Regions from separate parts of the Homo sapiens genome. Here region 1 is linked to region 2. The links are chromatin loops, found by intact Hi-C in ENCODE. Cell type or tissue: HCT116. All regions are shown on one strand. Links, peaks and the distances in the headings refer to the core of each region. The heading gives the core; the rest is flanking DNA. Region 1 holds the start of SLC9A2 (solute carrier family 9 member A2). Region 2 overlaps TMEM182 (transmembrane protein 182).

Evidence for each region. Hi-C counts contacts between places; a loop is a spot of excess contacts. Peaks named below come from ENCODE experiments on the same cell type or tissue, not always from the same donor. Only the 100,000 strongest peaks of a DNase experiment are listed, where the experiment ranks them.
Region 1: a loop joins it to region 2, with 2.5 times the contacts of the local background. A loop is called at or near these places in 7 of 110 quality-filtered maps.

Annotation. Positions count from the first base shown.
Region 1 is chr2:102,614,896-102,624,062 of GRCh38, reverse strand. It overlaps SLC9A2 (solute carrier family 9 member A2), which reads right to left and starts at 4,510. Exons shown (of 12, transcript NM_003048.6): 1 at 3,926-4,510. The coding sequence starts at 4,214. RefSeq lists a silencer at 4,793-4,902. In HCT116, for the core only: a CTCF peak has its summit at 8,017; DNase peaks (open chromatin) are centred at 4,812 and 8,042; H3K4me3 peaks cover 1,423 bases; H3K27ac peaks cover 247 bases.
Region 2 is chr2:102,802,885-102,819,478 of GRCh38, reverse strand. TMEM182 (transmembrane protein 182) reads right to left here. Exons shown (of 5, transcript NM_144632.5): 5 at 1,800-4,731. The coding sequence ends at 4,511. Among named protein-coding and RNA genes, the nearest start is that of TMEM182, 49 kb to the right of the region's middle. In HCT116, for the core only: a CTCF peak has its summit at 13,031 (motif pointing right); a DNase peak (open chromatin) is centred at 13,048.

The DNA of each region.
Region 1 (9,167 bases), core at 1,168-9,167, 190 kb after region 2:
TTAGGATGTTGATTTTCCCTGATAATCAAGTGTAACAATTAAGAGCTAAGCTGAATCATTCAATGCTTTGCCAAAAATGGATTTTCTCACTTCTGATTGTAATATTTCTAAGATTATATTAGCTGATAATATATAATGTAATATATATTATATTAGAAAACTATTCTGAATTCACCATCAGGCATTATTTAAACCCCCTACAAATGTTATTCGGATCCTCCACTTTGGACAGCCTGTTAATTTAACCACGTTTAGATTAATCACTAGCAATGTTTCTCCATGTTCTCTGAGGCAGGTAAGGTCAGGTACACTACACAAATGGCACAAAAGTGCCCCAAATAGAAACCATGGCATTTTGCAGGGGTTAGCATTTGCATTACCCCACAGTATCATATCCACCTGCACAGCTCAATTCCTCTTCATTCCCAAATATGAGCAACTTAAGTCATATAAGCCACCACAAAACAGCTTTTTCAGAACAAAAGTTGAAAGAGAAATGACTAGATGACTGTTTAATGGGGTACGAAAGTGTCCCACAGCACCAGGACGGTCCTGCTTAAAACCAAACAGAAAGTTCAGAACCCTGGGAGCAAGAGGAGGGGTGGGGATTTCTGGGCATTTCCTGGCTCCTCTAGGAACACAGGGGAAGCTGCAGGACGAGGCTGGGCTCTATGCAGACGAATCTGGAGAAAATACCCCAGGCACCAGCATTTTGGACTCTAAAACTCCACTTTCTGTCCTGAGAAATATACCCTTCACTCTACCCATGGCAGTCTCCATTTGGCTGTTCAGACCACTCTCTGCATGGAAATTATCATCTCTGTGACACTCAGATGCAGAAAGGAAAGGTAAAGTAGTAGCCAGAGACGTTCCAAATTTGGGGGAGGACAGGAGGTGCAATATGTGATGATTTCCATAGCCAAGCACAATGCAGGGGAAAGCCGAAACTGGCAACTAGAACAGAGGGGGCCCAGGAAATATAAACATATCTGGGCTAAAAAGATGCTAGTGGAGAGACAAATACACCTGTTATGCAAGCAAGCATGAATGCCTTTAACAAAATACCACATAATGAAAGTGAGATGGTCCAATAAAATGAATGGAACAGGACAGCAAGAGAGTAAGTGCGGGAAGGCAGCCCACAGAATAAGAACACTTGTAGAAGGCTGAGGCCAAAGCGGAAGTAAAGAGAGACAGGTGGCAGCCCAGGACAGTCAACAGTGGAAAAGGTTCTGTAGTGCTAGAAACTGTACAGTTAACTACTACTACTTTGACTATACCACTGTCCTCACTGCTACTAATGATGATAGTATGGATGGAGTGATGGAGTGCTTACAGTGTGCCCAGCTTTATTCTAAAGATGTTACACATTCATTCTCATTTAATCCTCCCAAAAGAACAAGCCTTCTGGAAACGCACAAAGATGAGAAATGAGACAGACCTGGCTGGAATTCTGGCTCACCACCCACCACCAAGTTAATCTCCCCATTTTTTCATTTTCTCCTATATGAAACCAGGAAAACAACACCTACCCGGCATGGTGACTGTAAAAATTAGAGATAATGCCCTTAAGTGCCTCCTAGAGGCTGTTATTATTGTAACTAATCTGATTAAAACAATCAGGAATGATGAACAAAGGAGATAGTTGGAATAGAAATGGCAACAGAGAAGCAGTAATGGAAACAGGCACAGAAGCAGCCCTCCAGCGATGGAGCCTTGAGGCTCAGAGAGAGTGACAGGGAACAGGTCATTCATTTTGGCTCGCCACTTTGTGTGCTTCTGGGTGCAAATTCACTCAGAGTTTCCACCTCAACTAGTGGGAGTATTAATACCGCCACTCCCTACAGGGCAGGCTTGTGGCATCTGAGTTTATTATTAGAGGCAATTTACAAACATGTGTGTATCTGGTTTATAGGTGGGGAAGCCCATCTCCCTTATACCATCTCTCAGTGGAATTAAGACACTCAACTAGTAGCACCACGTCAAAGCCAGTCAATTACAGACTTCAGAGTTGTTAAATAATATGTGTCTCTCTTAGTCACCACTAATAGACTCTAATTAATCTTATCTGGCATGAAGATTTGCTTCCGGTTTACCTACCACAACTTCCACCCTCCTGTAAACCATCCCTTCTACCTGCTTTGCACTCCTCTCCCAATTTATGTCTTTGTTCAGTCCTCTCTGGAATGTTGCTCCCTTTTCTCTCTAACTGACCAGATCCTGGTCATCCTGGAAAATCCAGTTTAAATGTTTGCTCTGCATGAGGAAGTGTTCTCTGCTTCCCTGCAATGGCATACTATCTTTTCTGAGTTTGTCACCCTACTCAGCACTGTCCTGGGCAATAATCACACAGCGTGTACACGTCTCTCCACTCATCAGTAAGCTCCCTGAGGATGGCAGACAATGCGTCTTTTCATTCTTTATGGAAATCTGCCTCATCTCACAGGGTAAAGACGTAAAACACATGTAATGCATACATTCTTTGGACCTAACAACTTAATCGAATCATTATAACAATAGTTAATATTTCAGGATTTTTCTAAAGTCTTTAAAATATAAAGTAAAAATAATATAAAGCACCATGCTCATAACATGAAAGTTTCTGGGGCGTGGGTAATGAAGATGAGAAAATATATTCTGAGGTTTCTGCTTTCAAAATGAGAGTTAAAGGTAGTATGAAAGTGGGTAATTTTTTTTTTTTTTTTTTTTTCCCTGAGACAAGGTATCTCTCTGTGGCCCAGGCTGGAGTGCAGTGGTGCCATTCATGGCTCACTGCAACCGCAACCTCCTGAGTTTAAGCGATCCTCCTCCCTCAGGCTCCCGCCTCAGCCTCCAAGTAACTGGGAATACATATGTGCACCACAACACCAGGCTACCTAATTAATTAATTAATTGATTGATTAATTTTTGAGACAGAGTCTTGCTTTGTTGCCCAGGCTGGAGTGCAGTGGCAATCTCGGTTCAATGCAACCTCCGCCTCCTGGGTTCAAGCAATTCCCTCCCTCAGCCTCCCGAGTAGCTGGGATTACAGGCGCCCACCACCACGCCCGGCTAATTTTTTTGTATTTTTAGTAGAGACGAGGTTTCACCATGTTGATCAGTGATCCTCGTGATCCACCTTGCCTCAGCCTCCCAAAGTGCTGGGATTACAGGCGTGAATCACCTCGCCCGGCCAATTTTTTATTTTTGTACTGTTTGGTCTTGCTATGTTGCCCATGATGATCTTGAACTCCTGGCCTCAAGGGATCCTCACGTCTGGGCCTCCCAGTGTGCTGGGATTACAGGCTGGGCCATTGTCCTGGGCCCAGAGTTAATTATTTTTAAATATGCATCTCACCTCACTGGCCTCAGCCACCCCGAAGCAAAAGCTTCCTGGAGAGTGACAGCCTCAACCCAATAGAGGGAGGAGAAAGGGCGTTCCTATTGCAGCTGCAAGCACTCAGGTGTCCCTGGTCCCCTTCCATGCACCTCATTAGTCAGGCGCACAGCAGGGTCTGTGTCACTGCCAAGGCGCCTCTCTCCTGTAGCATCCAGGGTTTTAACCACATTATGCATAGCTCCGGGGTTCGTCGGCACCTCTCTCCCTGCAGGTGAGACTGGTACACTTCAATAAACAGATCTCACTCAACTTAAGCAGAGAGCTGACAAACTTGGCGTTCCGTGCGGCAGAAGTAAGCAGCAATCGCTGAGTTTGTAGAACTTACACTTGGGGCCATTTCAAGGCCAATGTTCCCTTAAGAACCAAAACGCGAAACTGCTCTTCCAAGGGTCCTTTTCAACCAGAAGAAGCTGCTCCATCTGTCGTCCCTGCCCTGATTCAAGATGAGGCGGTCACTATCTAGAGGTCAGCTGGCTGACCCGGTCACCCTCCAGGTGTCCCCCCGAGATCGCCCCCTCCCATTCCCCACAAGTCCAGTTCGCTCACCAATCTTGGCCAGGGAGGCCAGCAGGATCCAAAGGGTGATCTCGAAGGGGATCTGCACGTGGGGGTAATCCAGCGTAAACACAGGCAGCCGGCTCTCCTCGAACAGCGTCGTTCCGGGAGCCACCACGCTCGCAGGGCTAGGCGGGCTGGAACTGGTGCCCATGGCCCTCGGCGCGTTCAGCAAGGTCTCCGCCAGGGCGCCCACGGGCCCCGCCACCTGCAGGAGCAGCAGCAACAGCATCGGAGGCAGTGGCGCCCGCAGGCTCCTCCAGTTGCCCAGTGGTTCCATGGGTGCCGCCGGTTGCCGCCAAGGGGACCGGCGGTTGGCCCTCCGAGCGCTCAACGCATCGCGCCCGGGCTGCTCAGCCCGCTCCGCCCTGCCCCGTGCAGGGCAGGGCAGCGACAGCCACCCGCCGCTGCTGCGGCACCGGGTCTCTGCAACCAGAGGGCTAGGTCCTCGCTGCGAGCAGGCGCACTGCCTGGCGAGGCACGTGCAGGGCGACGAGAGGCCGCTGCGCGTACCCTCAGCAGCCCTCAGCCGCCCTCCGCCGCCGGCCGCCTGCCCATGCCGGTGCGCTGCTCTCCAGCCGCAGCGGCAGGCCCTGCCCAGGGCGGCCCGCGGGCGGGGGCGGGGCGGGCGCGGCGCCCAAGCCGCAGGGCAGGAGGACAAGGGGACCTGGCCGGCACACCGCGCACCTGCCCGAGCCCGCGGGGAACGCGGGGCCCCAGTGACCGCGGGGGCGATGGCTGCCCTCCCTTCGCGCAGGCACCGCGCGCCAAGACCCGCCACCCCCAGAGCCAGCGAACTGTGGGTGGAATCGCCGCAACGGGCGCATGGTGGCCGGAGCTGTCTCCGCCCCGGAGGCAGCGTCGGACGTCCATCCAGTGAAGGAACCAGCGCGACCCACGAGTCGCGCCCTTCCCTCCTCCCCCGCCCCCGCAGGCTCCTCCAAGGGGACACCCCGGTGCGCTGGGCGCGCGGGGAGGCGCCACAGGCTCGCGGTCCGGAGGAGAAGCCCGGGCCGGTGGAGGAGGAGTGCTGTCACCCCAGCCTGGCGCTGCGGAGGCCAAGACAAGGCATGGGATTCTCTGGACGTACAGAAAGTTTAGGAAAGCCAAATTTTGTTTCCTTTCCGAGAGTTATCAACTCGCGCACAAGGTGCTCTGAACAGGGAAACTCCCTGCGCGGAACTCAGTGTTCCCACGCCCCCACGGAATCGGAATCCTGTTCTCTCCTCTTGCCACATTGTGCTGCTTTCACCCATTTGCTACACTGTCGCTGCCACTTTTCTTCTCCCTCCCCCAGCTCACGTAAAAAAAACCAAAACATCTTTCTCCGCTTTTAGGCTTAGAGGTGTACATGTCCAAGAGCATAAGAAATATAATTATTTCATGGAAAACCAGTGATTTGCCTCGCTCAGATTGACTTGCTCCGCTAATTACAGGACAGGCTGTGGTCAGGAAAAGAAAGGAAGCGTGATTCTTCTTCTGGATCTAAAAGGGCTTTCTCATGCAGAGCCAACCTTTCCTGTCCTTCAGAGCGCCTCCTTCACTGGTTGCGATCTCACTGTTTGAGCATCTTTATCGCCAGAAACCGAAATGAGCACAAAGGGGACTAGTTGCCATTCAATTAACTGAAAGTTTTCCCTTTGATATTTATGAAATAAAATCCTTCTCTTTTCTTAATCTTTGATGTGTCAAAACACGTGGCTTCTACTATTAAACAAACACCAGGCAGTTCGACCTTCAAAGCCGTTTTTTTTTTTTTTTTCTTTCAAAGTTCTAACATAGAAAATCAGTGAGATGTCAGCAGAGGGTACAAGAAAAAAAAATCCTCCACCTGCATAGAAGAAAATAAGGAACAGTCCTCTTTGGGTCTTCAAAGTAATGGAGGGACAAGTCCAGGCTAAAAAGAGAGAAGAATTCTGGGAGATGTTACAGAGCACTACTTCATTTGATATTTCACAAAGCATCAGTTTTTCAAAAGCGCTACAGAATTGAAACTAAAGATATTATCTTGAGAAGAATCATTGGGCATCCAAAACTCAGCCTCCCCTTCTCCTTTCACTGGAAACGTTTATTAAAGGTATGTGCCTAACATACCCCTGTGAAAAGGCAGCAAATAAGAGATTTTTAAATTTTTTGAGTATCTGTCTCTACATGGGAAGCTCAATACAAGGCACTTTACTTGCATTTTTTTGTCAATCGTAAAAATCCAAAGAGGCAGATATTTTTTACCCATTTTATAAGTGAAGAAATATAGTGTAGAAATGTGTAAAAATAAACAAATAGACTTAATCAAGTTTACATATTAAGTAAGTGTCTGGATGGAATTCACACCCAGGCCTGCCCAGGCTAACACTGGTATCATCTCACCCTCTACCCCATGACTAGTTGCCCATAAACAGCACGCTATATTCTCAGCTACTTTAAAATAAGCAGTGGAGAATATTACAGGGATTGTTCAAAAAAGTTACAGCAGGATAAAGTTTTGGTAAGTGAATCAGGCAGTTCTACAAACTTAGTGACATAGTAATAGGGAGAGGGCACATTTAGACAATACTTTCTAGGAGTTTGTCACACAACACTTTTAAGAATAATTGTGTATCATGAACAAGAAAATGAATGACAAATCTGTTTCCGGGCCCTCACTGCCTGTAAACCTTATGTGGTATCACTTCAACTTTATACATCTATGCTACTGCAGTTAAAGGCTATCCACTTTTTTTTACATTTGAAAAAAAAGTCGTTTTATTTATTCTTGTAAATGGGAGGCGAAGAAATTAGTCTAAAAAGACATTCTTTTCATCTTTCCCTTAAAGCAAATTTAAAAAGAGTTAAATTATGCCCCTATGCTGAGAGCGACTTGGCCTGGCTATTTCTTCAAAGTGCCCTCTGACTAGGAGCTCAGCCGTGAAAGTGATAACACCACCCATGGGATGACTGAAGCAAGAAGCGAAACGTGTGTACACATTTAAAATCCTTTAGTGGTTTCTTAGCGACCTTTGGACGTCTCACCTGGTAGCTGAATTTCTGGACTAATTGGGGGGTCTTCTTTTATGCCCTTTGATCTCCCATAACTTTTCAGCACTTAATCATTTTGCTTTTCTCCCACTGAACATCTCTGTGAAGGTATTGGTCTGTTTAACTCATTCTTTTATCTTTAGCTCCTAGCATATTGCCCGGAGACAGTGAGTACCCGCTAAATATGTGTTGGACGAATAAATGTATGAATTGACGGTGAAATCAACAACTCTCACACACTACGGATCTGAGCTGCAGGGCTTTCTCACAGTTAGGCCAGTTGCAGGATGGACATGAATTCTCCTAGTTTTACATGAAATGTTTTCTCCAGTGATCCCTCATTCACATTTTGGCATCTCTCATGTCTTTTTTCCCCCTTCTACCCAAATGATGTGTGAATTTAATCACATTACAAGATTTCTAAATATTTTTAGAAATTATAGTTACCTGATTTCAGATTGACTTTCACATAGCATAGAAATATTTACTAGGAATTTATGAACCTTCTAAGGCAAATGCGTACTTTTCTCTGCACTTTGCTCAAGAGTGGTCCATTAGAATATTACTGTATTTAATGGAATACTTTAATAGGAGTAACTCTCCTGAATTATACAGCCATCAAGCAAGAGAGTAGATCTGGCATCACTAGGAATCACAAAGGATTTTGGAATACTTCCTGGTACAAGGGAAAGAAACTAGTAAGATAAAGCTGAGTTAGCTTAAGAGGACATGCACCTTAAAATATAAAACTGTGAGCTGTGCAGAGGAGATTAGGATCCTGACCTAACCCAGGACTGATCTTAAATCCCCCGCTCCTGCACTGGAAACTTCAGGAGGAACTGAGGTTTAACTTTGTGTCTCTTGCCATACAGAACTTAGAGCTTACTGAAGAGTTGTAGAATGTTGAAACCTCAGGAACTTCTGTATGAAGGAGCAGGTAGAGGTCTCTGCATGCCAGCAAACATATTCTTCACAACTCCAAAAGGTTTAATGTGCTATCTGTCTTTTTCAGATGCAGAGTGGAAGCTGACACAGAGGAAGGGAACTGCTCATTAGTGGCAGTAGCTCTTCTGCACCACAGTGCGGCGCCAGAGGTTAGCACCTCCCTTAGAAGCTAGCATGCAGGAGCAATGTATGCTCTATCAAGAGACAGAGACCAGGGAACGGCTCCATCCTCAGATACCAGTGTAATAGTCGCAATAGTTACTAATAATAGTTAGATATTAATATGTCATACTATTCTTTGCACATTTTTATAATATTCATATTTTATATTCCCCTTTCTTTAAAATGTGCATTGCACAACCACTAGCCATTAGTTGTGTAATATATCAATTGAGAATCTTTGCCTATAAAAAGTTGACTCTCATAATACTGTTGATTTGGTTATTTTATTATTATATTTGAAAGTTCTCAATGTTTAAACTACTTTCTTTTTTTAAGAGACTTAATTCTCAGCAAAAATCTAAGGACTTCTTCTTAGAGAGCAGTCATGCAGTGGCGTGAACATTTTACTGATGCCCACAGAATTAATACTTTCCTCTCTTTCTTTTTGGCCAAATATATTTGTTTCAGCAGAGAAATGTTTTGCTTTATGAAAAGGTACTTTCTGCAAATTCAAGCTTATAAATAATCTTGGTACTTTTTTGTTGTTGTTTGGTTTTGTAGAGATGGAGTCTCACTGTGTTGCCCAGGCTGGCCTCAAACTCCTAATAATTCCTGGACTCAAGTGATCCTTCCTTCTCAGCCTCCTAAGTAGTTGGGACTAGAGGCACACCACCACACCCAGCTAACAGTGCTACTTTTAATGTTGAATCCTCCTAATATATTTAAGCTAAGAGTCAGCTTTCAGATATCCAACCACCAAGTTTTTCAGTGCTTTGGTTTTCCTCCATAAAATAAGGGACTTGGGGACAAGTAACTTTATGTTTCTTTATAAAAGGTTTTAAAAATTTAAGATATTAATCTAAAACATCCGTGTAGAATGGACACACACCTACATCCTGCTCCAGATACTGTGATGTCACATGTGGGAAGAGAGACTCCCTGTCCTTTCAACTCTGTCGTGTATCATCTGAACTCTGACATGCAATGCAATCAGAAAGCAAAAACTGAACTGATCTTGCAGGGAGAAAAACTGAGGTCTGTCTTGGGTACTGATGCTTATATACCCTACTTCTTAGGGGAAAGAGAGATACAGAAATAAGGATGATTTTAG
Region 2 (16,594 bases), core at 8,595-16,594:
CACATAGACAAGTTAATCCGACTTTCTACTTCACATATCTTTCAGATAGTTACATATACCCACAAAAGTTTTTGAGAAAAATTTCCCTTGAATTTTCGGGGGATGAAAACAATACATCAAATTTTCTTACAGTGCCTTTATATATGCTAGACCAAAATATGAGGCAATAAGCATTATTCTTTACACATCACTCTTTGGTAGTATTTGTTGTTTAAATATCTGTTCATTTAGGTCGTTTTTAACATCAATACTCTGTGTAAGCATTGGTAAATTTTTTAACAGTGGCAGTCTCTCTTTAGAATTAATGGGGAAAAATGCTAAGAAAAGAAAAAATGAATTGTCATATAAAAAGACAACTATCCTACATTTTCAGTGAATTATGTCACTGTAATTCCTAGACGTCCAGAAGAATGAGAATATTAAAATCTTTGCTGCATGTGCACTTATTTTATCCCAGTGAGCCCTCTCCTTCCCTAAATTATCTGCAAAATATTCAGAATCCGTGCAGGATGCCAATTATTTCAACCATGCTTATTTCATAAACCCAAGGTAAACTATCCTGTCATTTCAGTGAACTAGGAAAACCATCATCATTTGAAGAATCCAAATCGTTCTAATTTAGTTACTTATATAGACAATGTATAGATATAGAGAGTATCTATCTATATAGAGATCAATTTAACTGTATAATTTAGAGATAGATAGATAGATAGATAGATAGATAGATAGATAGGATTAAATAGAATTATTAGATATATCATATGACTCCTTACATCTAGAAGCAGATCATTTATAAAGTTCAACCGTCCAATTGCCCCTTCAATTTTTCAGTCATAGCTGAATCCTATGGGCAGGAGGGATGATCTTTCAAAAAGCTGAGTGGGTCTCCTCGGGCATCTCCATTGTCGTTCCAGACTTGCTGTCTCTGATACATCCCACTCTCACAGGCTAGTCCAGGTTTGTCTCACTGATCTGAAGATGGAGCCCCTAACGCTTGCTCTGGGGAGTTAGTTCAGAAAGTCTAATCTGTAACTGGATGTTTTCCTTTCTTTCTTTCCTATCTTCCCTGCTAACCAAATTAAATGTCCCTTTGCTAACTTTATGCTTATTATAATACGAAAGATACTATATCCCCATCCTCCTTGGTTTTCAACATATCTAAGGTATTGTCATCCTACATTCTTATTGGAATTTCCCCACCTACCCTTGATCATCACTGAGGAAATGTCTCCATATATTTAACTCCTTCATACAATCAATAAAAATGTAGTTTTCTGTTTCATCTCTTGTTTATGAGTTTCCACTTCTGGTGGAGTCCCAAAAAAATCAAATCTGGTTTTGATTTAGCTCATCTTATATTTTCTTCAATGTAACCCCATCACCATTGGTCTTTCTCACAATTCCACCGACCTTCAGACATATCCAGCCAATTTTACTGGTATCCAATATCTGCCTAACACCTCTGACATTCTAAGTCTCTTTGTAAGTCCAACATGGTTACTTTTAAGAAAATAGAAATCAAATTACGTGTTGAACTGAATAAACCACCATCCATTGAGTGAAACAGTTAAAGTGGCACTCAGGGAAACAACAATAATAGATTGCTGTTCCCAAAGATAACTGATTTTTTTTTAACTTGCTTAGCTCAAATATATTGATTTATACCATTCAATGTATCTCTTTCTACCCAAACATATAATACACATGCACACTTACATACACACAAATATACACAGACATGCACCCATATATATTGATGATAGACAGATAAATAGATGAATAATTACCAACACTGACACTTCCTCCAATATATTCCTTTATAATTCCATTTAATCTTCAAATTTAATAAATATATTTATAGATTAGTAATAAAAATGACTAAATGAATACTAACAACACACTTGATATTACTTTTTTTAGAAAGCCCTACCATCAACCCTCAAATTGTACACGATCATTAAACTTCTCTGTGTAGTCTCTCCAGCCAATTCCAATGTATGTGCAATCATCCACCTGAGTGAATTAAACCAGCTGAACAAATACAATATGGAGAGATGATAGCTTTCACCAAGTCCAAGAGCATAACTCACTGCCCTTTTTATTCACTCTTTCTAAAAGTGTAACTGAAAAGATATCCTTGATAAATTGAAACTTTATGATGCAAAATCAACATTTTTCAAAAAGATTCTAACACAGTTTAAAGGCTTCTAAAAATTAATAAATACAACCAATAGAGAAATAAACATAACATGGACATTTGGCAACACAGTATCTCAAATCAGATATAAGGTTGCTACAATAATGTACTATATAACTCTGCCATTTTTAAGTATATTTCACTCATTGACATAGCAATCACAACTCTCCTTCATTCCTTCAGAGGGTTGCTGGTAAATTGATCAAGAAATGTGCTTGAAATGTATTTGATTGATGCATTACAACTATAAAATAGTTCCAAAGTGCAAATCTGTGTAAAAGTGTCATACACATCAGCTATTCAGCCAATTGTCATATAAAAAATATATGGTAGCCACTTAAGTGTACTATAAAGTGAGGATAACCATCTGAAATTTATAAATATTCAAGCCTTTGCCGAAAGCAGCTTGTATGTGAAACTTAAATGGCATACAGTACACCAGAAAAAGGCTCCATTCCAAAGTACTACAAAAAAGAATTGTATTTACAGATGACATGAACTAATCAGATACATCCAACATCGTCTGGAAAACTTAATGGCATGCCATAACTTAATATCACAGTCAACATGCACAACAGACCTCATAATTATTTTTTCTAATAACAAAGCCAAAAGCAAAGAAGTAAATGAAGCAATATAAAAATGAAACAGTGAAAGACAAAGGGAAGTACCACAAAAACGTTTCAATGATATCACTGAAATGACTTGAGAAACCAGTTAGGCCTCTGGAGCTTTATTATTATTATTATTATTATTATTATTATTATTATTGGCAAGTCCTGTCATGAAAATGCCCTGAAGATTCAGACCTTTGCAATTTTTCCAAAGCTCCTTCCCACTGGAACAAGTCTTAATGGAAAAGCACAAGATGTACAGAGAAGACTGGGATCACCTCTCCCACGGCATTGGAAGAGCTGATGAAAAGGAGCAGTTCCTCTATCCCAGAGCATCTTCTGGGTGGTGACTTTTTTTGCCTGTGGGCCATGCCTCTCTGTCCTCACAACAGCTGCAGAATGAAACACCGCACCTCCAACAAAGCTCACATACCCTGCCGAGCTCCCCTGCGATGGAGGCTTCCAGAATGCAAATACGAGCTAGGCATCTCAGATGGATTTGATTTCAATCAACATTAGTGCCAAATGAACATCTTTGATATGCAAAATGTCTATGCTACTGAATAATACAGAATCATCTTTCCCCACAAAAACTTTCTTCTAGGAGGTTAAAGGAAATAGTCGATCTGTAAATGTTAATATATCTATTGTAAAGATGAAGAAATTGAGGGACAGTAATTAAAGGAATCAAATGATCAGAAGAACTGGAACCCATAACATCTTGGGGAAAGTTAATATTTTATGGTCTTTAATAAAGCAGGGCTATTATAATCCTCATATGGAAGTACGTTGAAAGTTTATATCTAAAAAATATTAAAATCACATTTTATCAATAAATTTTCACATGCTGAATGATAGCAATATAATTTTTAAATGAGAATTTTAAAATATCAAATAGAATTATGGACCAAGCGGAAATGCTTGGTTTTTACATATTTTAAACAATATTACATTATACAATTAACTCACTTTAAGTTCATAAAAATTCAATCTACGTTATACATAATTTGGTATGCAGATTTGCTAGTTTTAAATGTAGTTTAAAGTTTATGTAAGCATGCACAATTAAGTGAATAAAACTAGGTAACCAAACCACTGTTGGTGAAAAAGCAAGATAAGTACATGCTCTCAGTCTTGTTTGTTGTGGCCCATTTTAACTGGTGAGTACATGGCTCCCACTAATTAGAACAACTGCTGTCTATTTTTAAATTCATTTGCTCACAAGAGCCAGTGAATGTGTATGTGGATATTATCTGTGTGGGCAAGAAACAAAATAAATTCTCTGACAACCTTGCCCATTCTTAATTATTCTTCAAGGATTTTTTTTAATTAGCAGAAGTGAATGCCAAGGAGACTTTAAGCCAAATCTATCGAGATTTTCCCCATGTCATGGTATTAAGCTATTATCAGGCCTTTGCGACCTGCATGAACTCTAACATGTTCAATGAAAGGGAGACCTGTTTACCTATTCCCTAAAGAACTAGGTCCTTGACAGCACTTAGACAAGATAGAGGCTTGCTGGTGTCTGGAGAGATTCTAGGACCTTCTTACTGAAGAAAATTTTAGTAAAATGATTAATTTGAATAGCAACTAAAAAGTTATATCTACTAACTTTATGCTGGGATCAATGAAACAAAATGGAAAAAAAGTATTCCTTGTTTTAAAATCTCTCAAGAAAATACTTGTGGCAACAGTTGATTTAGTGATGTATCTGAATATGCCATCCAACAACCAGAAATAGTAATCCAGCTAGCAAAGAAAAAAATATCCCAGCTGGGGCCAGGAAAAATGACCAGCCATACAGAACAGAAGGGGTGAAATCCAGGCAGTCCTTCATTTTCATGTTTCGGTAGCTTTCCATGTCAGCCACTGCCTGGACCCAGATGACATACAGCATCACCACCAATGAAAATAGGATGCCTGAGAAGGATGAAACAGAAGACTGTTAGCCTTTCTGAAGATGTTTTCTCAAGAACGCTATCTAAACCAATCATTGACCGGATGACAAGCTCCTGCAAATACATTTCTAGCAAAATCAAATACTCTACGTCAGACCTTTTATTATGTACTTTATAGATATTTCTTTTATCTTTCATCTTCAAAGCATTGAGAGGAGGGCTATAGTAGCCTAAGAACAGCAATCACTGACAGGTATTTATTGAGTGTTTCCTGGGTGCCAAGGACTGTAGTAAGTGCTTGTGAACATTAGTGAATATCTCAGCACTTGTAGAATTTATATTCTAACTTTTTTTTTTCTTTTTTACTGCACAAATGGTTTGGGATGAGCACTATACTATGTTATTTCTTTCAATACATAGAATAAACATTGAAATAGGTACACTTACCACCTGGTTTTAGATATACACAGACACAGACAGTGGTTTTCAGAGCTGATTTTCAGCCCGGGTCTTTCTGACTCTTGTTATACTATTATAACCCAGCTAACTAATGCTGCAATTAAATATGGTTATACAAATAGAAACCAAAGTAAGCACTAGACAAGAACGGAGATGAAAACACTGAACAAACATAAAAGAATATACGTGATTCTTCAGAATCTAAATATATATATATATATATACACACTAAAGATTGATTACAGCATAGAGAAAACATTGTCTTGAATAAATGAGGGAGGAAGATTGATGATAAAAGATTTTGTGTAATATAAAATCATGGATTAGAGATCAACAGCCATATTAAATGAAAGAAAAAAAGAAAGAGAGAGAATGAAGGAAGGGAGGAAGGGAGGAAGGAAGGAAGGAGGGACAGAGGGAGGGAAATAACAAATGCCTAACCACTAACTAGAGGGCAACATCCCAATTTAGCAACAATTACAACGTAACTGTAATCCACTGGTTCCAAACACTCTTGGAATTAGATGAAGTATTACAGTTTTGGACCCATGACCTTAACAAGTGACAGAAAAGCTCTGTGAATCCTGAAACTGGAGAATACCACTAAGCATGTCCTTTCCCATGTAACTGTTACCGTAATTGCCAGAAGGAAACAATGCCACTACGCTGAGCAGCAGGCTCCAGGGTCCGCTGGGCAGAGTCACCAGTAAGCAACAGGCTCCATACACAAACCGCACACACAGCCTGATGGATTCAAATTTGTCCTAAAGCAAAATCTACTTGAGAGCACTTGTTATTTGTCCAAAATTTCAATCCAAACATGCCAAGGATCTATTACACTCATTGAATTAATGAGTTGAACTGTTAGGTATAAAATCTCCATAGTCTAATTGCTAGAATGTCTGAAAGCTAAATGCAAGTCTGAGACTAGGAGCAGAGACTGAGGCATATTGGCAGAGAGTAGCTTTTAAGAGCCCAGTCATCAATTACATTTCTCACGTTAATTGTGGTCCTACAGCATTTAGGATGCCCTCTCTCTCCTGGGCCATCAATTTCATAAAGAATCTTGAAAAGTAAACACAAAAGAAGAAGGGCTCATAAATATGTTGTGGTGTGTCAGTATCGGAGTTTAAACTTCCTTGTAATCATGACACAAGCTACAGAGCAATGAAGAATCAAATAGATGCTTCGCTAATAAGAAACATCCTTCACACCGTGGTCTGTAATATAAATGCAAATATTGGCTCACAGAGTAGAGCAATATAGCCACTGAGAAACAACTAATCACAGAGAAATAGTAAAGCCACAGCCTGCAAGCAAACTCCTTACAACGCCATACCTCAGATTTTGACAACAATATGGCAATTCCATGTGTTGTCTAGCAACTCTGTGCATTTCAATACATTTTCCAGCAAATATATAGACAGTGTTGCCTGTTGATGTAAAGGTTTGGCTTAGGCATTTGCATAATATCATTTGCCTTATGCAAACACCTTGCAAAACTTTGTATTATTTGCTGATATGGTTTTTATCTTCCTTGCATCATGTGACTCTCTTGTGCTTTCAGATATTTTAATGGAAAAAGGAAATTGCCTTTGTGAAAAACTAGTAGCCTTAAATTTATCTTTTCAAAAATTGAAAAACCCATCACTGAACTTTGAGTATTAGGAAAATGTATTGCAGGTAATCAGGTAGATGATTTTTAATAGGAAAGAATTAACTTATATTTAAATATTGTCATTATTTGAAGGGAAATTCCATTTAAAAGAAGGAAAAGTAGTCATTTCTATCACTATAGTCTTTAACTTGTTCACTAATTGAAGATACTGTCCATTTAATTTGTATCAGATCAGTTTATATCTCACCCATGGGGTAAACCAGTGTGTGTGTGTGTGTGTGTGTGTGTGTGTGTGTGTGTGTGTGTGTACATGTGTAGACAAAGAGAGAGAGAGAGAGACAGACAATGAGAAGGAATTTACACCAAAGGCCAATGGTTTAGTGGATATGGAAGCAAGAATTAATCATGGCAGCCTGCATGAGACATGTGGTCAAGAGAGGAAACAGAAGGACACTGTATTCAGGTAGACTGATCAAATAAGTGAATGGCCAATGGGAGCCATGTTTCTGACTGCCAGGAAATAGTTACAAATTTGAAAAGGAGGAAAGCTAAAATAAACCCTACAGTGATTAGAATTTGATTAGAATTGGATATATCAGTGTGACTTCATGGTTTTTCACTGATAGATAATACAGAAATAAATATAGAAGTAAATGTGTGTGTGCATGTTTTAAAATACACATGTGTATATATACCTAGATATATTTTGTGGCTCTCTTTCTTGAGAGCATCTGGCAACACCAACATCCAGTCGCATAGAGTATACCAAGTGTCCAGATCTTGATGCCTAAACACCATGAAACCGGGATTCTCAAAGAAATTGTTGAATCCAGGCTGGGGCATAAAATACAAGATGAACCTGGAAAATCTTGTTACCCCAGAAAGTAAAGATGTGTTCAAAGAATGACAGGGGTGTTTTGGAAGCCAGCTTGATGGGGCCTCCCATAGCTTAAACTAAGACAATCTGATCACAAAATGAATAATGATAGTGGTACATTATTTCCCATTGAATAAAATAGGAACTCACAGTGATATAAATAAATGAGTGAATAAATGAATAGGGAAAGGGAAGCTTTTCCTTACAACAGAACACTAACTTATAAGTGTAGAGGGATGGCAGAATTAGAAATCACCATTTGACAATCACTTAAAAATAATTCGGAGAAGAAATAAAAATGAATGCTAAATCCAGTGGATAAAATTGAATGAAACAGAGTATATTTACATAAGTTCAAAATCTCTTCCAATAAAATGCTTATTAATTTTGACGGAGAAAATAGTAACCTCATACTACAGAAACCCAGCAAATATTGCCTTATTCAAGTAATCAAAGTTAACATCACCAGTGACATGACAAATTGATATCACACATCACTTGATGGGATGCAGTGAGAATCACACAGCATCAATGCTATGATCTTAGAGCCAAAAATACAGAGCCTAAACTCAATCATTAAAGAAAAAAATCAAACTCAAATTCAAGACCTTTCTACAAAAATCACAGGCCTGTACTTTTTTCAAAAGTGTCAAGGTTATGAAGCACAAAAATGGACTTAACTCTGGTTTAATGGAGACTCAAGCAACAACTAAATACAAAGCATGATTTAGAATTTTTTTTTTTTTTTTTTTTTTTTGCTATAGAGGACATTAATGGAATAGTTAGAAAAACTTGAACGGAGTCTTTAGGTAAAAGGATTTACAACATCTGTATTTTGATTAGGTAAAAGGATTTACAACATCTATATTTTGATATCTCAGGACTTTTAAAAACATAAACAATAACTGGCTTGAATAACAATGAGTTACAAACCTACTTGCCACAGTGACTTTAGCAAGAATAGAAAATACTGCAATATATAGATAGTAAATTGTTTTAAAATAAAATTACATTTAAATTTGGTCATACATTTGGAAAGCACACATTTATTTCCAATTGAATTTTATAATACCTATTTTTTGAAGTCCAGAAAATATATAAAATATTTCACTGGAGGCAGAATCAAAACCCAGCCCCGAATCCATGAAGATTTGTGACCACAGTGAAACTGCAGAAAGATAATTGAGTCACACCAAGAACATGTTGGATCTCTTGTTATTGGCAGTATGTGAAACAATGATTGAAACGTATAATTTTGCATGGGTTCTCTTACAAAACTTTGCCCTTTAAATGCCGTGAATTCAATTTGGAAAGCATGTTTTCTCTTTCTGAAACAAAGGGCACGTAAAATTTAGTGACAAATGGCCATTGGGAATGCAATTGCTGATGATAACACTATGGAAACAATCACAGTATGGAAACAAAACAGATTCCCCCAAGACCAAGTCAAAAACTGAGACATAAAATTGTATATCCTCACTGTTTCACAAACACAAGAGTGAAAAATGGAGGCATATTCTAAAGATCTTTTCACTATACCGTAAGAACCAGATTTAAAAACAAATCCATAGAAGAGAAAAATTTAGCCCGAGAAATGAAAACTTTTTTCCTAAAAAAGTTAGGCAAAGTATCAAACTGCTTTATTATTGTCTAGAAGCACATATACTCTTACATGTATTTTTTTTTAAAAAGAGAGTGTTTTGGATTATTTAAAAATGACAGACTTGATCTTTCACTTCTTAGATGTAACTCGACTGCCTTTAAATGGGCTTTCACAACTTGAGTCATGAGCAGTTATAGGTTACTTGGGGAAGAATCATAAATTCGAGATGATTCAATGGCCTCCTTTAGTCATGCTTCCACACAAATGCAGAGGCAACTCATTTCAGTTTTCCATGGGCATAAGAAAAGCCATAGAACTGCACAGTCAAAACACTCATTATGAAGTTAAGGTGAAAAGTAAACTAGAATCAGAAAACAAAATCGTCCTTTTTCTACGTAAAGGCTGCACACACTCTAAAGGTAGTGCAATATTTAGCAGGGCATCTACATAGAATTAGAAAGTAAACATCATAAAATGTTAAGGATGATAGCATCGGCTTCCTCATTGTGGCTATTTTCAACAGAGGATGGAAATGAGGATTGCTGTCACTTATTTGTCCACCAAGGTCAAACGTTGAGCCTGTGGAATAACTCAGACTGAACCCTGAGAGCACGAGTCTCATAGGTTAAGCTGAAAACATTCCCAAACATTCTGCAACAGGGAAAATGTTTCCAGGAAGCAGTGGGGGACTAGGTTACTTTTCTAGGTGGAGCTGCCTAGAAGGCAGCAGGTCACATTTGTGCTAAGTATAGAATCAAAGAAAAAATCTGGGGCCTGGGTAAGTGTGCTAAGGATAGCAGCATTCATGAAACGGTGAATTTAGAGCAGACATGTCCAGAAGAAAGAACAAAAAAGAAATTTGATAAGCTATGTATTTACTGTAATTTTTGAAGAAGAAACGAAGCAATTCTTCAAGGGAGATACTGGGAATGCCTTCTGCAGATCTGCACAGGGACACTGAATACCCTGACTGACCATACCCCTACAAAAGGCTTTTGCAGAAAATACATAAAACATCTTCATATAAACATTTCTTAAATCAGCCCATACCTAAAGTTTGAAGATATGATATTAAACTGCCATAGTCTGAAGGTTTTCCTAATGGGCAAAAGTATTCCAGGTTTATTGTTCCTCTTTCTCATTCTTTTAATTTACATATACTTTACATAGAGTAAAATGTACAGATTTCAAGTGTAAGATTTGATGGGTTTTGACAAATGTAAACATCAGTGTAGCCACAACCAATTAAAAATAGAATGTATGCATCACTCAAAGAGGTTCTTTATGCCTCTTCACTCTCCTACCCAAAGCATCTATCACTATAGCTCAGTTTTGTCCTTAGAACGTCATTATAAATGGAATCATAGCAGTATACAGTCTTTTGTTTGGGAATGTTTTTACTCAACATAATGCCTGAGAATGCATTCATGTTCTCAAGATGTGTTCACACTTCATTCCTTTTTATTGCTGAGCATTATTCCATCGTATGAGTATATCAAAATTTGTTTATCTGTTTATCCACTGATAAACATTTGGGTTGTTCTAACTATTATGAATGAAACTACTGGGAATATACCGTTTTGTGATGTTCTAACTCATACATGAAATTTTGAAATAATGGATAACATTTTCTTAGACAAATGATTTTAGAAAAATATGGTAATGAAATTTTTGTATGGAGCACAATCTTAGGCAAAACTGATAAAATGGCACTGGAACTTATCGATGCTACGGCAGGCACCTGAAGTGCACCTGCTGAAGCTTCCTCCCTTTTCCCCACCCACAAGCAGCCCTGCTAAATCCAACTGAGAACATGGTTCTTAATAAAACACTGCCTTAACTGTCTTCCTCAAACATTAATTCCTCAGCAAAACTTTTAACAATTATTCCATAGCGCTCAATTATTGTAGGAGATTGGAAAGCTGAATGGCTCATTCAGCTTTCATCGTTCAGCCACCTAGAACACAACCCATCCTTATAGCATTATTTCTGGAACTCCTTTGGAAAAAGACTTGCCTCTGCAATATTTAAGGAGCATCTCTAGGCTTTAATTTAGGGGGTCAAAAATTACAACCAAGGAGAAAGAGCTAGACTCTTAAGAAGCTGGCTGTGTGAGAACAGGCAGCTGATTAACCTCTTAGGATGGAATCTCAATGCTCCCTCATGCTACGAATGCTGTCGGGGTCCATTAGGATGATTTGACTTTAGCCCTGCATTCATAAAAGACTCCCAATTAGCCTTTGCATGATATCTACAAATCATGTTGTATATAGGGTCATTCATTTATGTATGAATTGTAAAAGCATAGAGAGTTAATATATTAAATATAAACACTAAAAATGCTACAATATTTGCAAACTTGTTTTCATATGTATTAATTTTAACAACGAGGAACCTTAGAAATCGAAGTGTCTGAGGGCTTTCTCTACTTCAGTGAAGTCCTCTATGTCTTGCTAAAGGACGAAATATGAGGATTAGTGCAGCGTGACCAGCTATCACAGGTGCATTCCAGAGTCCAACATGTACTCTTAACTTTCTCCATATTATATCTGGGAAAAGGGAAATTTGCCACTTCCACATTTGCTAAAGAGTAATATTTGTCATAATATTGTAATGTACTTTCAAAGTAGTCTCATAAATATTATTGCATTCATCAAAATATTTAGACAATCTTTCTGAGAAAAGCTAGAAGTTACTTTAAATGATTTAAAATTGTGTTTTTGAAAAATTAGTTTGCTCTTCTTTACATTAGTATGCTATTGTTTTCCCATAAAATTATGCTTCAGATTACAGAACAACTAATGCATAATCGTCCACATTCTTTATCTCCATTCTTCATTTTCTCAGACTTGTTTTCCATTTTTTCTCCAATTTTCTGACACAGCCTTAATTCTTTCTGCTGTTACAATATCATGATTACACTTTTCTGATTTCCAAACACTCATTGCTGCACACACTTCATCATTCTGCTTTCCAAATACAATAATTCCCTCTTCCCTTTCATTTTCTAGACTCATAGTTTGATTTAGTCAACAACATATATAAAATGCTGATTGGGTTTCTCAAGCATTTATAACTTTCTTAGATTGTCATAACAATTTTTATCATTAAACATCCTACATACCCAGTGCTCTGTACTCTACTGAGTAACAATCATTAACAGAGAATGACCATGGGGGTTTACCTATTTCCACAAGTAATTAGGGGTTTAATCTGAAAATGAGAATTTCATCTAATGCCAAGGAAATATTTATTCACAAGAATTGAGTTTCAGGAAGTAGGATGTGATTGAGGGCACACCCCTGGATTCTGACTGCCCTGGTTCAAATCCTGCCTCAAAGTTTCACACTTTACACTTTATTGAGTAACCCTGAGCAACTTTCGTACTGCTCTGTCTCAGTTTCTTCATTGGTAAAATAGAGAGGATCCAAGTGCCTACCTCAGAAAGTAGTCATGAGGACCGAACAGAGGAAAAGTCCTGAAAACAGTGCCTGGAACATGACAAACAACTAATAAGCATGGGCTAATTTTGTTATTATTATTATTATTATTAAGCTTTGGCACGAGCTCCTGCTAATGGTTAGCAAATGTTACTCTCTGAAATCTTCTAAAGCATCAGAGATTCTCATGTGACTGGGCTATTTCAGGACAGGCCAAGAGGCAAAAGAATAAACTCGCTGTGGTGTCTTCCAGTCCTGAGATTTCAGAGGAGTAAGGGAATGATGACCTCCAATGCATCTCCCAGTGTCTTTCTGGAACTCTCCACGAGGTGGCACCAGTCACCCCACAGTCCCATGACAAAATGTTTTGCCAAGAACAGAAGGTGAATCCAGGCTCAAGCTCGTTCGTATTGAGGACAATTTCTTCTTTGAGTGTCCAGTCAAGCCAACCGCCTTCCCCTGCCCATCAGCCCTTTACTTCTAGGAAGTAAAAATTCTTTTCAGGACAGACCGTTAGCCTAGGTCAAGCACATTAGGCTTCTCTTTCCATACACGAAAATGTAAAGAAAACAAATGGCTCAGAAAAAAAAAATTATAAAACTTAGTGAAAAAACCAATACAATATTTTTTGGCCACTCACTACTAGTTAGTTCTGAGCAAAGTGACTATTTGGGGGATAGGATGGTTTTCAATGAAAGGAAATATTTGCAAAGAAATTAAATCCCTTAGTACTGAGTAAATAGTAGATAGTAATGAGACACATATTTTGAAAAAGGAGAATAAAGCTTATGGAAATTCAGTCTGCCTTTTCACTGTGACAAAACCTAATTCCAGACCAGAGACAGTATGGGTTTTTTTTGTTTTTTTAGAGACAGGATCTCGCTCTGCCAGGCTGGAGTACAGTGGTGCGGTCACAGCTCACTGCAGCTTCCAACTCCTGGACTCAAGCAATCCTCTTGCATCAGCCTCCCGAGTAGCTGGGACTGCAGGCACCACCACCACACTCGGTTCAGAGAAATAATCTTCTCACTTTGCACATCTGAAAACCGTCTTTCAGGATAAAGATTAATGATGCCTCATTATAGTATGTCATATGAGTAAAAACATTTGTTTGCCAGGCCTGTCATTTTACTTCTTAGAAGAACAGCACATTTTTTTTTTTTTGAGGGAACGATAGGAGTGTGGGGAAGCATTTATTCAAGTTTGAAGTTTAAGGTTGTTCAGAAAAGCTCCACCAAAGGTATTCCTGAGATGGTGATTTATCTGGGCAGGTGTTAGACCGTGAACCAGAATGTCTCCAACAAGGTTGGAGGTTGGGTGGACAACAAGGTCCGTCAGGTTGGGTGGACACTTACAGGAAAGCAATGGCTCTCTCCAAAGAAATGGCTCTGTGTCTCCTCTCTTCACATTCTCATTCCTCTCTTCACATTCTCACAGCCTTCACCCAACTAAGATGTTCCAGACTCAAGGAGCAGGCTTTGGGATTTGATTTCCTCATTTTCTCCCATATTAGTGCCCCATTTTAAAATGGATTCTAACAACCAGTTAGACACATTTCCACTGAAGAGCAATGCGGGGAAAATAAGCTTGCAAGGAAGAATCAGAGAAAGAAAAGTAATCACATTTAAAATATTTTTGTAAATAAAAGCCGTCACATCTCTTTTCTATATAATATTAAGCAAGGCTGACTAATGCTGGCATTTGACATTTGTGGAAAATGTCAGACCAAGGACGTTGGAAAATCCACATTAAAATTTGAAGGAAGGTGTTCCCATATTATAACAGGATCAGTGTCTGGATGACAGTGATTTTTTAGACAAATCCCAACTGTGACAATGGAAGGCACAAAGCGAGTCTACAAAGCAGGTACTTTTAGAAATATGAGTGTAACTAGTCTATGCTGTTTAGAAGGCAGATCTAGTGCACCTGGGTCTTTTGATCATCAAAACTGAAGACACTAATTCTAGTACAAGAGATGCATCTGACTGGCATATCAGTAACAAATAGTTTATATTAACTACTTTTTTTTTCCACCACCAACCTCCCACACACCAGAGCTCTTAATATGTTAAGTCTGAACTCAGGTAAAATATTCGGTTTCCTATTGGGAAGCTATGCTTTTGGTTTTCTCCTGCAAGCCTACTTGTCACATACCAGGGAAAGTCAGAGAAGCTTTTAAAAAACCACTGTAGTGGATCCAACCCAAATGCCCATCAACCAACAAGTGGATAAAGAAACTGTGGTACATATATACAATGGAATACTACTCAGCCATTAAAAAGAATGAATTAAAGGCATTCACAGCAACCTGGATGAGGTTGGAGACTATTATTCTAGGTGTAACTCAGGAATGGAAAACCAAACATTGTACGTTTTCACTAATATATGCAAGCTAAGCTATGAGGACGCAAAGGCATAAGAATGATACAATGGACTTTGGGGACTTGGGGGGAAGGGTAGAAGGGGGCAAGGGATAAAAGACTACAAATAGAGTGCAGTGGATACTGCTTGGGTGATGGGTGTGCCAAAATCTCACAAATCACTGCTAAAGAATTTACTCATGTAACCAAACACCACCAGTACCCCAATAACCTATGGAAAAATTGTTTTAAAAAATAAAATAATAAAAAAAGAAACTAAAATGTGAAGGAAAAAAAAGAAAAAAAGAAAAGCCACTGTAGCCACACCTTGGCCAGCCCCTCCCAGGGAGTTCCCTGCGCTTGTCCACAGTGTGCAGCTATTTATAGCCCAGATCTCTCACAGGATAGACATAGAGACAGCAGGGCTGCGTGTGCATGCAGATGTGGATGCCAGGGCTGCGTGTGCCTGCAGGTGTAGACGGCAGAGCTGCATGTGCCTGCAGGTGTGGACGGCAGGGCTGCGTGTGCCTGCAGGTGTGGACGGCAGGGCTGCGTGTGCCTGCAAGTGTAGACAGCCTGCCTCCAGGCTGTCGGCAGTTCTTCCTAAGCCGTCCTGCTCTTGACTTGCCCCACACACTCTCCTGCTCTGACAGCCGCCACATCCTCCTTTACCTGGAGGAAAACATGAGGAGCCTCTGCGAGCAACATGTTCAGCCTCAGCCAAAGGAAAATGAGCACCTGAACTATGTTGCTTGGTTTCTGCGAGCTGTTTTTTCTAGTATTAAGGAGAAAAAAATCCTGAATTACGTATTATGTATCCATCTTATCTCTCTTATCTCAGTTGCAAATAAATGTGGTTTACTGATGGGCTATTGCCATTTCTTTTGATCTTTTGAAAACAAAAAAGGAAACCAAACCACAAATCCCACTTCCTTTTAAGTCAGTCTAACCTGCTAGAGATGGGAACTTCCTATTCCCTTTATATCTACTAACCTTTCCTACACTAGATTAAGTGTTTCCATCCCTACACTTACAGAAAGCACTGCCTCCAGAGCAGGGAAGGACGGGTGAGCTGCAGACGGCTGTGCTTCAGGCATTTTGCCGCACATGGCAGAGGATTCACACAATTCATCCCAATCAGCCCTGCTCATATCCCTGGTGAGAGGCAATAACTTGTGAGCTGTCTGGGGCAAAGAGCTCACCCTGTGCTCGTGGAATGGGGCAGAGCAAGCAGGCACATGCAGGAAACAAGACTCAACTTGGCCTCTGTGGTGTTTCAAGGGACTAAGCTACACTGCAAAGATACCCTTTGCTTCCATGAGCACATCCTGGACCTGGAATAGGGGCTGCTTGAATCCTTCTACTCTCAAGACGTCTAGGTAGTCTCACCAGCCTGTGAGTCTAACAAGGGACTTAGTCCAAGGTTCAGAGCTCTGCAGTCTCCTCCACCCAGAAAGACTCTGTTTCTACTTTCTGCAGCAAAATTCCACATACATCCCAGTTTGCCATTTAAGAAAAGGCTACTTCA